Regions from separate parts of the Homo sapiens genome. Here region 1 is linked to region 2. Evidence: chromatin loops called from intact Hi-C (ENCODE). Cell type or tissue: endothelial cell of umbilical vein. All regions are shown on one strand. Links, peaks and the distances in the headings refer to the core of each region. The heading gives the core; the rest is flanking DNA.

Region 1 (6,112 bases), core at 2,189-4,688, 120 kb after region 2:
GGTCTGAAGGTCCCCATCTCGCCTGTGCCCCAGGGTCACCTGCAGAGTTCTTTGTCAAGTGCACATTCCCAGCCTCCATCCTGGGGACTCTGGCTCCAGAGGACTCCGATAGAGGCTGGACGCCCACCTGGCTTTGTGTTTGGTGATTTCTTAAGCTCACGAGAAGAGGAATCTCATTGTATAGCACTGTTGGGTTTCAGAAATCCCTCCCTCAACCAGATGCCAGCAGAGCCAAGAGCTGGAATTAGATCCGTGGTGTCTCTGGATGACTGTCACCCTGCGCTCTGTGCAGTTAGGAGAGGGAGGGGCTGTCTGTACGGTCCGTTATCTAGGGGCTCTGCCTCTCGCAAAGAGCTGGGGTCTCCATAAATTTAATGTGTGCTCTTTTTGGTCCTTGAGAATTGAAGAGCCTGTCACCTCCACCCTGTGTTCACAGGTGAAGTGGGGGGACAGTCCCCATGACATTCACAACCAGTCACAGGGCATCTTTCTCCCACGTGGGCTCGTGCTAGTCTAGAGACAAAGGGACTCAAGCTCTGACAGGAGAGGCTCGTGGCGGAGGGCTTAGCTTTAAAGGGAGAGATGTACCTGAAGCTCTGCAGGCTCCGTTCTGCCCTTGGCTGTCATCCTGCCGACTGGCACCCAGGCCGAGCCAGTCTTCTCCTACCCTTTTGCTTCCCCCTGGACACTCCTTTTTATAAATAGAAATGGTTCGGCCTAAACCCTTGACCTCAAATTCTCTGCGTTGATCCTCCATTGAGGTGGCATGTGACATCTCTCCATAAGGCACTATCAGCTGTGCTCAGGCAGATAACACCCCCACTCCCTGTCAGGCAGCAGCCCCGGAGGAATGTACTACTGGCATGTGAGCCCCTCCAAGTTCCTTTTTTGGGGGTGATTACAGCGGTAGATGGCAGGGGTCAGCTCAGCCTGCATCCCCTGACGCCTGAACTGTCAGGATATCCGGCTGGAATGCACAGTCGCTCCCACCTGCCCAGGGAGGAGATGGCGGGGCTTGAGCCATCTCCAAATCGGGGCAGGCAAAGAGCCTGGATGACAAGAAGGGGCCCCAGGGATGCCCACGCAGCCCTTCTGGGGCATGTGCTGCAGCGGCAGGCACAGGAGGTTTCATTTATGTTTCTGCTCCGCGTAACTCAGGAAAGGGGGCGCAGACTGAGCTAGGCTGTGTTTTGCTTGGCTTTTCCAGACACACATATCACACTGGTAATTGGTGCTTCAGATGGCAACATAGGGATAGAGGCCAAATTGAGCTCCTCAGGGACAGGTAGAACCCCAGTTACACGACACCCACAATCCCGGCCTCTCGTTTGGGCAAAAGTATGAGTCCTGTGGCACGGTGATGTGGCTGAGCCGGTGGTCCCCTCCACATGGCCCTGCCCACCTGTGAGTGTCCTGGTGCCTGCTTTCAGCTTTGCGTTCTCTGTGGCAGCCTCCAGAGAGGCTTCTAGGTCAGGTCTCTGGCATTACAGAGAAGGAGTGGACTGTGCAGGCTGCCCTCACTCTTACCCCCACCAGCTCTGTAACCAGAACGAGGCACTTGGCCTCTGTGTCTTGAGAGTTTTTCCCCTCAGTTGTAAAGTAGAATTCGAATACCTGTCTGGCAGGGTGGCGGTTCGGACTAAATGAGGTGCACCTGGCCCAAAGCTGCTTCCCAGTCTTGGCGATGCTGTTACGCTCACCCGCAGGCTCTGGCCTGACATCTGGGTTAAATGATCCCAAGTTGGTTCCCACTTTGACCTCATCTGGTCTGTGGGGTGGGGACATCTCCTGCCTGGCCTTCAGGCCCCTTATCAAACACAGGACCCTGCTGCTGGGGAATGGTGCGGCTCTAGTGCGGCGCTCAGGCTTTCGCTGGAGATTTTTCATCAGGGCTAGGCTAGGCCCTTGAATCTGTGTTTTTCCTAAAGTGGGTGATTCTTGTACAGATGGTCCATGAACCCCATGGGCCTTCTGCTTTAATCTAAGGACAGTAGCCATAAATACCCACCCAGGGGGCATCTGAAAAACAGAACCCAGCTCCCATGAACATGTTTATTTTGCAGTTAATCCAGGCTAAGGGATTTTATCTGAAATTGTTGATAAGAAACACAAGTGTAAATTTAAGCCGCTCTGGCACCTGCTCAAAAAAGAAAAACTCTAAAAGCACAAGTGGGCCAAGTCACCTCCTTGCCACTCAAAACACTTTGAACCCTCCTCTGTGAGTCCCTGTAACAGAGGAGGAAAGACCTTCCTTGCCCTCATCCTGCCTTGCAGCAGCTCACCCCACTTGGCTTCTGGACTGCCACTTAGTTGTTTATTCTATTTTTTTTTTTTTTTAAGACGGAGTCTTGCTCTGTCACCAGGCTGGAGTGCAGTGGCACAATCTCGGCTCGCTGCAACCTCCGCCTCCCAGGTTCAAGGGATTCTCCTGCCTCAGCCTCCCGAGTAGCTGGGACTACAGGCGTGCACCACCACGCCTGGCTAATTTTTGTATTTTTAGTAGAGACGGGGTTTTACCGTGTTAGCCAGGATGGTCCTGAACTCCTGGACTCAAGCCATCCGCCCTCCTTGGCTCCCAAAGTGCCGGGATTACAGGCATGAGCCAGTGCACCTGGCCCCATTTGTAATTTCTCTTAGAAGACCTGTCCAGTACTTCTCGGCATTTGATTTTCAGCCAACAAAACTGGCCCAGTTTCATGCCAGAGATGGGGCTTCTTGCCTGAACTTCCTCTGAGGAAGTCCGTGGAGCACCCTGGCTGGAAGGCAGGGATAGTGGATCTCCCAGCCTGGGCTGCCAGCTGGTCGGATTCCTGCGTGTGCACCCCCATTGCTCTGTCTCAACATCACTCTCTACTTTCCTCCTGGGGAAAGGAGGAGGAGCAATTGGATGGAGGGTGTATCAACCCCCAAACTTCTGCCGTTTTCAAAATGTCTCCTATGGGAAGTTAGTATTCTATAAAAAAAAAAAAGGTGGGGGGGGGCTCTATGGCCATATAAGTTTAGGAAGAGTGGATGGAACAAAATTTAACATCTTTTTATTATAAAAAAGACCTTTTTGAGCCTTTAATATGCAAATATGTTTTGTAAATCAACAAGAGGAAACAGTCCGCCATTTCCCAAATACGTTTGCTCGGAACCTTTCTCCTTGGAGTTGGGGTCCTTGGCACTCAGGCTGGGAACCGCTGCCTCGTTGATGTTGCTATACGGAAGCACAGCTCACTTCCTGCTGGTTGTGTTTCTAACACACATTCCTTTTTAAAAATTGCTTTGTAATAGTAACAACTCACTGGATGGCTACAGCATGCCAGCACTGACTATGCTAAGCCCTTCACTGACATTTTCACATTTCACCCTGTGAGCCACGTACTACAACCCACAGCTTTCAGATGAGAAAATGAGGCTGAGCCAGGAAGCGGTTTGCCCAAGTCTCACAAGAGAATGAGGGGCGGAGCCAGCACTGGGGCCCGGGCAGTGTCTCCCTCCCGCTCCTGCCAGGCCCTGGCTGGCTACCATTGGATCTCCTGATTCTTCTCCAAGATACCTGTTCATTTCCAAAGAAATCTTGCCGGCTGGTGCCAGCAACACTGCTGAACCCCTTACCGACCAGCAGACCACCCTGTGAAAACAAGCCGGCCTTGACATCAGTCACAGCAAATAACCCTGACACCACGCAGTTACCTGTCCCCTCTGCTGCCTCTCACCTGTTTGTATCTGTGATCACGATCTGTCTACAACGGCAGCCCGGCGGGGGCTGGGCAGAGGCCGGGCCTGTCTAGCTTATGTTGGCGTGAACCGCACATGGACAGGGGTTTGCGGGTCCTGACGAGGACTCCAGGGTGGGAGCAGCTGGCTCCATACCCTTCAGCTGTGTCATCTGCCCTTCCTCTGCCGTCTCCTCTGGGGTCTGGCTTTGAGGCTTGCCAGAGTCCCACCAGAGGTCAGGCCACAGGCCCACTGAGGTGGCAGTTGCTGCATTGTTATAAATAGAAGCCCATCCATACCGCAGCCCCGGCCGGCCGGAGATTCTCTGCATTGTTTTCAGACCTAGATTGCCAGCTGCAGAGGCCACAGGCAGGGGTGGGGGGAGCGAGTGGGCTGTGGATGGAAGGCGGGAGCCCCAGCATATGAGACAAGAGCCGAGCCCGGTCCTGGCTAGAGGCGACCTCTCCTTGCTGGCATCCTGGCCCGTGAGGGTACAGAAGCAGCTTTGCTTTGTGGCCCATCGGATGTTGGCTTTCTCGACCTCACCTAGTGCCTTTCCATCTGGAAGCCTAGAAGGGGGCTTGGCTGCCATGCAGCCCTCACAGTGCCTGCAGGCCCTCCTGTCTGGCCCTCCTCCCCCTCCTGCCCCCTTCCGCATCTAACTCTCCCTGCGGTTCTCCAGGCCCCTCTGCACTTTCTCTGCTTCTCAAATGGCCCATTCTCCTCGTCGCCACAGGACCGCTCCATCCTCTGTCCCTTCCTGCTCATCCTGCAGGTCTCCATTTAAGCGCCACCTCCCCACGGCAGAGCCTTCCTGGTGGGCTGACCTGCTCACAGGCACTGGCTCCCTTTGTGTGCTCCTGCCCTGCCGCACTGCTATTTTGAGGCCTCCGTCGCAATTGAAATTTCTCGTGTAGTCGGTGGTTTCATTCATTTATCTAGTCCGTCCCAGCAACGGGCAGCTCTGTGAGGGCAGTGCCAGGACAGAGCAAGAGTCAGGAACTGTTGATAAATGACTCCCAGCACGACTTCCTAGAAAGAAGCCAAGACTTGTTCAAAAGCCAGACCCCCACCTGAGATGACAAGAGATAGCAGGTATTCAGACAGTTCAAGGGCACAGGGCCAGCTAATGGCACCAGAGGCACACAGCAAGGCCAGGGCTCCCCCACCCTGCCCAGGGGTCCTCTGGGTCTCATCCCAGGAACGCACTAGGGCAGGGCAGCCAGGTGAGTGGTGAAGAGTGCAGACTGGGTGCAGGAGGCCCTGGGGAGGAGGCCTTTCTCTGAGACACCAGCTGGAGCAAGCCGTCCCATCTGCCCCCCGTGAAAATGAGGCAGGTGCCGTGTGCCTCACAGGGCAGGGCTTGCACGGGGCTCAGGGCAGCGCCTGGCAGAGTCACTGGGGTGCTCACGGTGGCTTCCCTGCCTTCTCAGGGAGAGACCCAGGCCCCAGCAGACGGACCCCAGTGCCCCACGAAGTCTTCCCTGATCCCACAGCTGACCGGCAGCACTCACTTCAGGAATGGGGCTCGGGGACCCGCAAAGGTCCAGCCTGGGTGACAGAGTGAGACTCTGCCAAAAAAAAAAAAAAAAAATCAAGACAGTAGACATCAGACAAGGAAGGACAGTGATCCCCAAGATTCAAGAAACTAATGAATGAGCCATATGATTGCCCCAGTTACCGCCTGGAGAGTGTGTCCAGATCACAGTGCATGGAAGGAGAGCCCAAGAGGAGCCCGACAGTCTCCCGGAGTTTACAAAGCAGAGGACTGGGGAGGAGAGGGCCTCACACAGAGAGAACTCTGGACCCTTGCGGAGGGTCCTCTCGAGTATTCAACTGAGTACTGCTCAGCTTGGTACATGTGAGGAAATCCCGGGTCTAGAGAAGGAAAACAACATGAGAGGATTAGAGGCAAACTCTTCAGAACTCTAGGGCGAAGAATAGTGCCTCTTCCTGCCGGCCGAAGTGGAAAGCCTCATAAATCACTTCGCATTGGAAACAGTGCTCAGAAACGTTTTGTCTCGGTGCTGGGAGAATATGAGTCCTACCCAGAATGCCACTTGGATCTCACCTAACAACGCTTAAAAGCAAGACCCAAACAAATCAAACTATTTCCAAGTAAGAGCCCAGAACAAAGCCCAAGAAGCGCATAGGAATACAAAAGCACCCGGTAACGGGCGGCTGTCAAAGGTAGCAGAGGGGCAGGCCCTGGTACGCAGTGGCTGAGGCCATCTCCTGGGCCACCTGTGGCTATCACAGCCAAATAGGTACTGCTGGACCAAGAGGTGGTGGTCCTGGGTGGCAAGGGCATCAGCGTTTCTGGCAATTTCTACAGAAACAAGTGAAAGTGCCTGCCCTTCCCCTGCAAGTGGATGAACGCCAACCTATCCTGCGCCCCCTACCACTTCCA
Region 2 (6,112 bases), core at 1,322-3,821:
CCTCTAGGAGAGTAGTCCAGGCAGGATGAGCTCTTTCCCCAGAGGCCATGGCTCAGCGGATGGGGGACTCAGGTCAAGACCCTTGGTAGGGTGCGGGAGGTGGTTCAGACTCCTGAGGACACGGTCATTTGCCCACAAGGGAGCCACTGGGTCCCCACAGGGAGACGCTGCTTCCAAACTAATGCTAGTTTTTGCTCTGTGATTTCCAGAGAAGTACATGGAGTTTGACCTGAACAATGAAGGCGAGATTGGTGAGTGAAGCCTTGAGTGTGTTTAGGGAGGAGGGTGTTAAGTGGGTAGAGGGCTTGAGGGACCCTCTGTGCGGGTGAGGGGCATGGGGCAGTCCGGAAGGCTGGTGAATATGTTGCGCCGAGCCAGCCCCAGCCCCTTGCCTTCTGCCCTGGCACCACTGCCCTCAGACTCCTCCAGACCCTTTGATCCCCTACTGCTTCCCTCCCCACCCACACCTCAGCCTCCCACCCCAGGTGCTACGGGGACTCAGGACAGAGGGTGCCACACCTGCCCAGGGCTGGAGACACTCAGGGTGGACAGGCCCTGGGCCTCCTGGCTGGCATTTCAGTGGCCCTGAAGTCTGTCTTTCCATTGTATGTCATTCGGCAGTTGACAAGTTGCTTTTATATACGTTGATTCTCTCCTTATTGCATCCTGCTGTGCAGCTACTGGCACTTACGTTCTGGTAGGAGACCATACCTGGACCTCACCCGCAAAGAAGTGGTTAAGGCTGGTTTAATTATCCCCATTTTACAGATGAGGAAAGCAAGACTCAGAAAGGTGAAATGGGCCGGGCGCCATGGCTCAAGCCTGTAATCCCAGCACTTTGGGAGGCCAAGGCGTGGGGATCACCTGAGGTCAGGAGTTCAAGACCAGCCTGGCCAACATGACGAAATCCCATCTCTACTAAAAATACAAAAATTAGCTGGGTGTGGTGGCGGGTGCCTGTAATCCCAGCTACTCGGGAGGCTGAGGCAGGAGAACTGCTTGAACCCAGGAGGCGGAGGTTGCAGTGAGCCAAGATTGTGCCACTGCACTCCAGCCTGGGTGACAGAGCGAGATTCTGTCTCAAAAAAAAAAAAAAAAAAAAAAAAAGCAAAAAGAAAGGTGAAATGACTTGCTTACATGGAACACTGGCAGTGAACCAGGGCCCAGCCGTTGGTTTCTGAACAGTTTCCCCCTTTTCCATTTCATCCTGCGTCTCAGATTGATGCTGCTACCGGCATTTCTACTCCTCTTCCTCTGTCCTCTCTCTTTTCTTCTCCCTTTAGAATATTTTGATCATTTTTTTTTTTCTTTAGAAAGAAAATTTGGCCAGGCACAGTGTCTCACGCCTGTAATCCCAGCACTTTGGGAGGCCAAGGCGGGCGGATCACATGAGATCAGGAGTTCGAGACCAGCCTGGGCAACATGGTGAAACCCCATCTTTACTAAAAATGCAAAAATTAGCCGGGCATGGTGGCAGATGCCTGTAATCCCAGCTACTCGGGAGGCTGAGGCAGGAGAATTGCTTTAACCCAGGAGGTGGAGGTTGCAGTGAGCCCAGATTGCACCATTGCACTCCAGCCTAGGGGACAAGAGCAAGACTTCGTCTCAAAAAAAAAAAAAAAAAATTTGGCTTATCAAATAAACACATTTTCATCATTAAAAAAATTGGGGAAACACAGCAAGACAAAAAGACAAAAATGCATCACCCACAACCCCACCTCCCAGAAGTAACTGCTACAAACATTTCCGTTTCTAGCCTTCCACTCTTTATTCTAATCACAAAAGCTGTTTTATATCATTTTTGAGCCTCCTTGAAAAAAATAACTTTCTATTGGTCAGCCCGGCCAGAAAAAATAAGTGAAATAAAACAATGGTGAGTATTTTGATTTATTATTGATTTTTCTTTCTTTTTTTGAGACATAGTCTCATTCTGTTGCCCAGGCTGGAGTGCAGTGGCACAATCTTGGCTCACTGCATCCTCAGCCTCCCAGGTTCAAGCGGTTCTCCTGCCTCAGCCTCCCAAGTAGCTGAGATTACAGGCACGCACCACCACGCCCGGCTAATTTTCGTATTTTTAGTAGAGACGAGGTTTCACCATGTTGGCCAGGCTGGACTCAAACTCCTGGCCTCAAGTGATCCGCCTGCCTCGTCGTCCCAAAGTGCTGGGATTACAGGCATGAGCCATGGCGCCAGCTGATTTTTCTTTTGAAATATAGTTAATGGCTGCATTGTAGGAATGGATTCTAATTTGTTTAGCCGATGCCTTTGTGTGGACCATTTGGATGCCTTCCAATTTTAACTATTATTGATAATCCTGTAAAGAACCTCTTTGTACATGAGTGCTTGTTCACCTCCCTGGTTATTTCTGTAGAGGAAATCTCAGGAAGGGGACACTGGGTCAAAGGCTTTTGAAGCATCTTGCCGAACTGCCCGAGAAAGGTCCTGCCAACTTCAGAGTCTGGCAGTGCGTGTGCAGCCCTTTCCCCCTTTCCTGGAGAAGGCTGCCCAGCTCTCTCTGAATGCGTGGACATCCTGGCACCTTTGGGCCTGGCCCCAGTCCCGCCCGCCTTGCCAGGAGGAGCATTGGCTGCGCCACGGCCCATGGCCCCTACCCCAGCCCTCTCCTGCCATCCTTAGATGACCCATTGTTCACTGGAGAACAATCCAAAGGAAATTGCCTCAGATCTTGGTGGGAGCTGGGCGGTCAGAGACAGCACCGCCTCGGGCTGGAGTGACATTCTGGGGCCTCCCTTGTTTTTCTTGAATTTTGTTCTTTTGTTGGTTTTCCTGCTCTGTGGGATATTTTTGGCATCCTCTCCCTTCCAGCCGGGGCAGAGCCCTAGGACAGCAGGACAGGAGTGGCACGTGGGGAGAAGCCACCTGCCACTCGGCACCCAGCAGAGTTACTTTCAATGCCTGACTTCCTGACCCTGCCACACTGGGCATAACTCCCCAGGCAGCAGGAGAGTGGGCACCCAGCCCACCCTAACTGCAGGAAATAGCAGAGCCCACAGTCATGGTGTGAAGAAAGTGCTCTGGGCCGGTGCTTCCTGCACAGAGATCCCTGAATGATCCCATCCACCCGTTCCACCGTTGGTGGGAGCAGGGGTTCAGAGAGGTTAAGTAGTGTGCCCCAGATCCCAGAGCCAGGAATAGCAGAGCTCGATTCCAATGCAAGCCCGTCTGACTCTAGAAGCCCAGGTCACTAACCACTAGCCTATACGGCCTCCAAAGAGAGCAGGGAGGGCGTGATGGGCTCCTCCTCCCTAGAGAAGGAGTGCAGACGCCAAGTTTCTAGGCGTGGGGTGCCTGAGTGGAGCTTTCCCAGCTTCCCTGCTAAGCCCCAGCAGCCCATCTCCACTTAACAGATCTGCTTTTCCCCCGGCAGACCTGATGTCTTTAAAGAGGATGATGGAGAAGCTTGGTGTCCCCAAGACCCACCTGGAGATGAAGAAGATGATCTCAGAGGTGACAGGAGGGGTCAGTGACACTATATCCTACCGAGACTTTGTGAACATGATGCTGGGGAAACGGTCGGCTGTCCTCAAGTTGTGAGTACCTCCTTCCTCCCTTGGGATCTCTGAAGGCAAAATCATTCTGTGCAGAGAGGCCCCTGGCTCTGGGCACCCCAGCCATTCCCCACCTAGTAGGTAACTCATTGTGCGACCTGCTGGACAAGGTACTTACTTCTCCTGATCCTGATTTCCTTATCTGTCAATTGTTTGTTTGTTTTTTTTTCTTTTGAGATGGAGTCTTACTCTATTGCCCAGGCTGGAGTGCAGTGGTGTGATCTTGGCTCACTGCAACCTCCGCCTCCTGGGTTCAAGTGATTCTTCTGCCTCAGCCTCCCTAGTAGCTGAGATTACAGGCATGCACCACTATGCTTGGCTAATTTTTGTATTTTTAGAAGAGACGGGGTTTTGCCATGTTGGCCAGGCTAGTCTCAAACTCCTGACCTCAGGTAATCTGCCCTCCTCAGCCTCCCAAAATGTTAGGATTATAGGCGTGAGCCACCACACCCGGCCCAAATGGTCATATTAATATGTACCCTGTAGGGGAAATTAGCTTGTAGCAGAGTCAGGCAGAATCAGTACTCAGTAAGTGGCAACTGTGATGATGATGATGGTGGTGATGGTGATAATGGTGATAAATCTGTTGAAACTTTCCGAGCCTTAGTTTTCCTTTTTTTTTTTTTTCTTTTTGAGATCTCGCTCTGTCACCCAGGCTGGAGTGCAGTGACATGATCTCAGCTCACTGCAACCTCCGCCTCCTGAGCTCAAGTGATTCTCCTGCCTCAGCCTCCCGAGTAGCCAGGATTACAGGTGTGCGCCACCACACCCAACTAATTTTTGTATTTTTAGTAGAAATGGGGTTTCGCCATGTTGGCCAGGTTGGTCTCAAACTCCTGACTTCCAAGAGATCAGACCCCCTCGGCCTCCCAAAGTGCTAGGATTACAGGCGTGAGCCACCATGCCTGGCAGTTTCCCCATTTGTAAAGCACCTCCACTACCCCCACAGGCTTGTAAGCATAAAATAGAGTCAAAAATTGGCCCCAAAGGGAGGCAGGGTTTGCATCTTGATGCTATTACTTGCTACCAAAATGACCCTGGGCAAGTTACCTTAGGTCTGCGAGTCTCAGTTTCTTCATCTATAAAATAGGGGTGATAATCATGTCTTCCGTGATGTCCTGAGGGCTAGTGAAATGACACTTATGAAGATTTCAGCCTTGTGTGGCTGATGGCAAACACCTACTACGTGGTAGCACATTGTGGGTGCTGCCCCATTGAAGAGCGTTACAGCATTGCCCCAGGGCAGTCTCATTGTCATTTGTCACAGCTGAAAATAACACTCTGCCAGGTGCCCTGGCTCACGCCTTTAATCCCAGCGCTTCGGGAGGCTGAGGCCGGTGGATCACCTGAGGTCAGGAGTTCGAGACTAGCCTGGTCAACATGGTGAAACCCCGTTTCTACTAAAAATACAAAAATTAGCTGGGTGTTGTGGCTCACGCCTGTAATCCTGGCTACTCGGGAGGCTGAGGCAGGAGAATCACTTGAGCCCAGGAGGCGGAGGTTGCAGTGAGCAGAGATCGTGACATTGCCCTCCAGCCTGGGCGGCAAGAACAAAACTCTGTCTCAAAAGAAAAAAAAAAAAAAAAAGAAAACAGAAAATAACACTTACTTGGCTTTTATGAAATAAGATTCACTTTTTTAAAGTACGAATGTAAAATATACCTGTCTCATTTTACAAAGGAGCTTGTTGAGGCCCAAGGAGACTGAGTACCTGGCCCATGAGCCCACGGTCCAATCTGGCCAGATCTTCTAGCACCCCACTTCCAGGGAGAAACGCCAAGGATCAGAGAGGTCAAGTGTCTTGCTTGAGCCACCCGGCTGGGAAGTAGCAGGGCTGGCATTTGAATCTAGGCAGTTGCCCTAGAGGTTATACGCTGAGCCCCTACCCTCTACTCCCCAGACACCACTCTCAGAGCAGTGGGCAGGTTTTTGAAGATCTTTGCGCAGAGGCGTGGCCCAGCCTGGCTCAGCCTCCTCCAGGCAGTGTGGTTAAGGGAAGGGTATGGCCTGGAAGTCAGAAGCCTGGAGTCGTACCCAGCCTCTGCCCTGGACCGCCTGTGTGGTTCTGAGGAGTCATATCACCACTTTGCGCCTCCATTTTCTCCTCTGTAAAATGGGACTAGCAGCCCCTTCCTTGGAGCTGCTGTCTTGGGCTTCTGCAAGGATCCCACTGGAGAACAGATTTAAATTCTGTTGAGGACCCTGCTGACATGAGGCTGGGATGATCTTTCCCTGGATGAGGGAAGGATCCTAATCTTGTTTTTCTTTCTTTTTTTCTTTTCTCCATCTCCAAACCAGAGTCATGATGTTTGAAGGAAAAGCCAACGAGAGCAGCCCCAAGCCAGTTGGCCCCCCTCCAGAGAGAGACATTGCTAGCCTGCCCTGAGGACCCCGCCTGGACTCCCCAGCCTTCCCACCCCATACCTCCCTCCCGATCTTGCTGCCCTTCTTGACACACTGTGATCTCTCTCTCTCTCATTTGTTTGGTCATTGAGGGTTTGTTTGTGTTTTCATCAATGTCTTTGTAAAGCACAAATTATCTG

Evidence for each region. Peaks named below come from ENCODE experiments on the same cell type or tissue, not always from the same donor. Only the 100,000 strongest peaks of a DNase experiment are listed, where the experiment ranks them.
Region 1: a loop joins it to region 2, with 9 times the contacts of the local background. A loop is called at or near these places in 1 of 110 quality-filtered maps.

What each region holds. Positions count from the first base shown.
Region 1 is chr9:131,234,756-131,240,867 of GRCh38, forward strand. No RefSeq gene overlaps it. Among named protein-coding and RNA genes, the nearest start is that of FAM78A, 39 kb to the right of the region's middle. RefSeq lists enhancers at 154-5,042, 2,078-2,578, 2,579-3,079, 3,135-3,702, 3,499-3,658. In endothelial cell of umbilical vein, for the core only: no CTCF peak of the experiment used is centred there; DNase peaks (open chromatin) are centred at 2,716, 3,296 and 3,986; H3K27ac peaks cover 2,324 bases.
Region 2 is chr9:131,114,368-131,120,479 of GRCh38, forward strand. It overlaps AIF1L (allograft inflammatory factor 1 like), which reads left to right. Exons shown (of 6, transcript NM_031426.4): 4 at 210-251; 5 at 3,389-3,551; 6 at 5,868-6,112. The coding sequence ends at 5,955. Among named protein-coding and RNA genes, the nearest start is that of NUP214, 8.2 kb to the right of the region's middle. In endothelial cell of umbilical vein, for the core only: no CTCF peak of the experiment used is centred there; DNase peaks (open chromatin) are centred at 2,794 and 2,964; H3K27ac peaks cover 2,149 bases.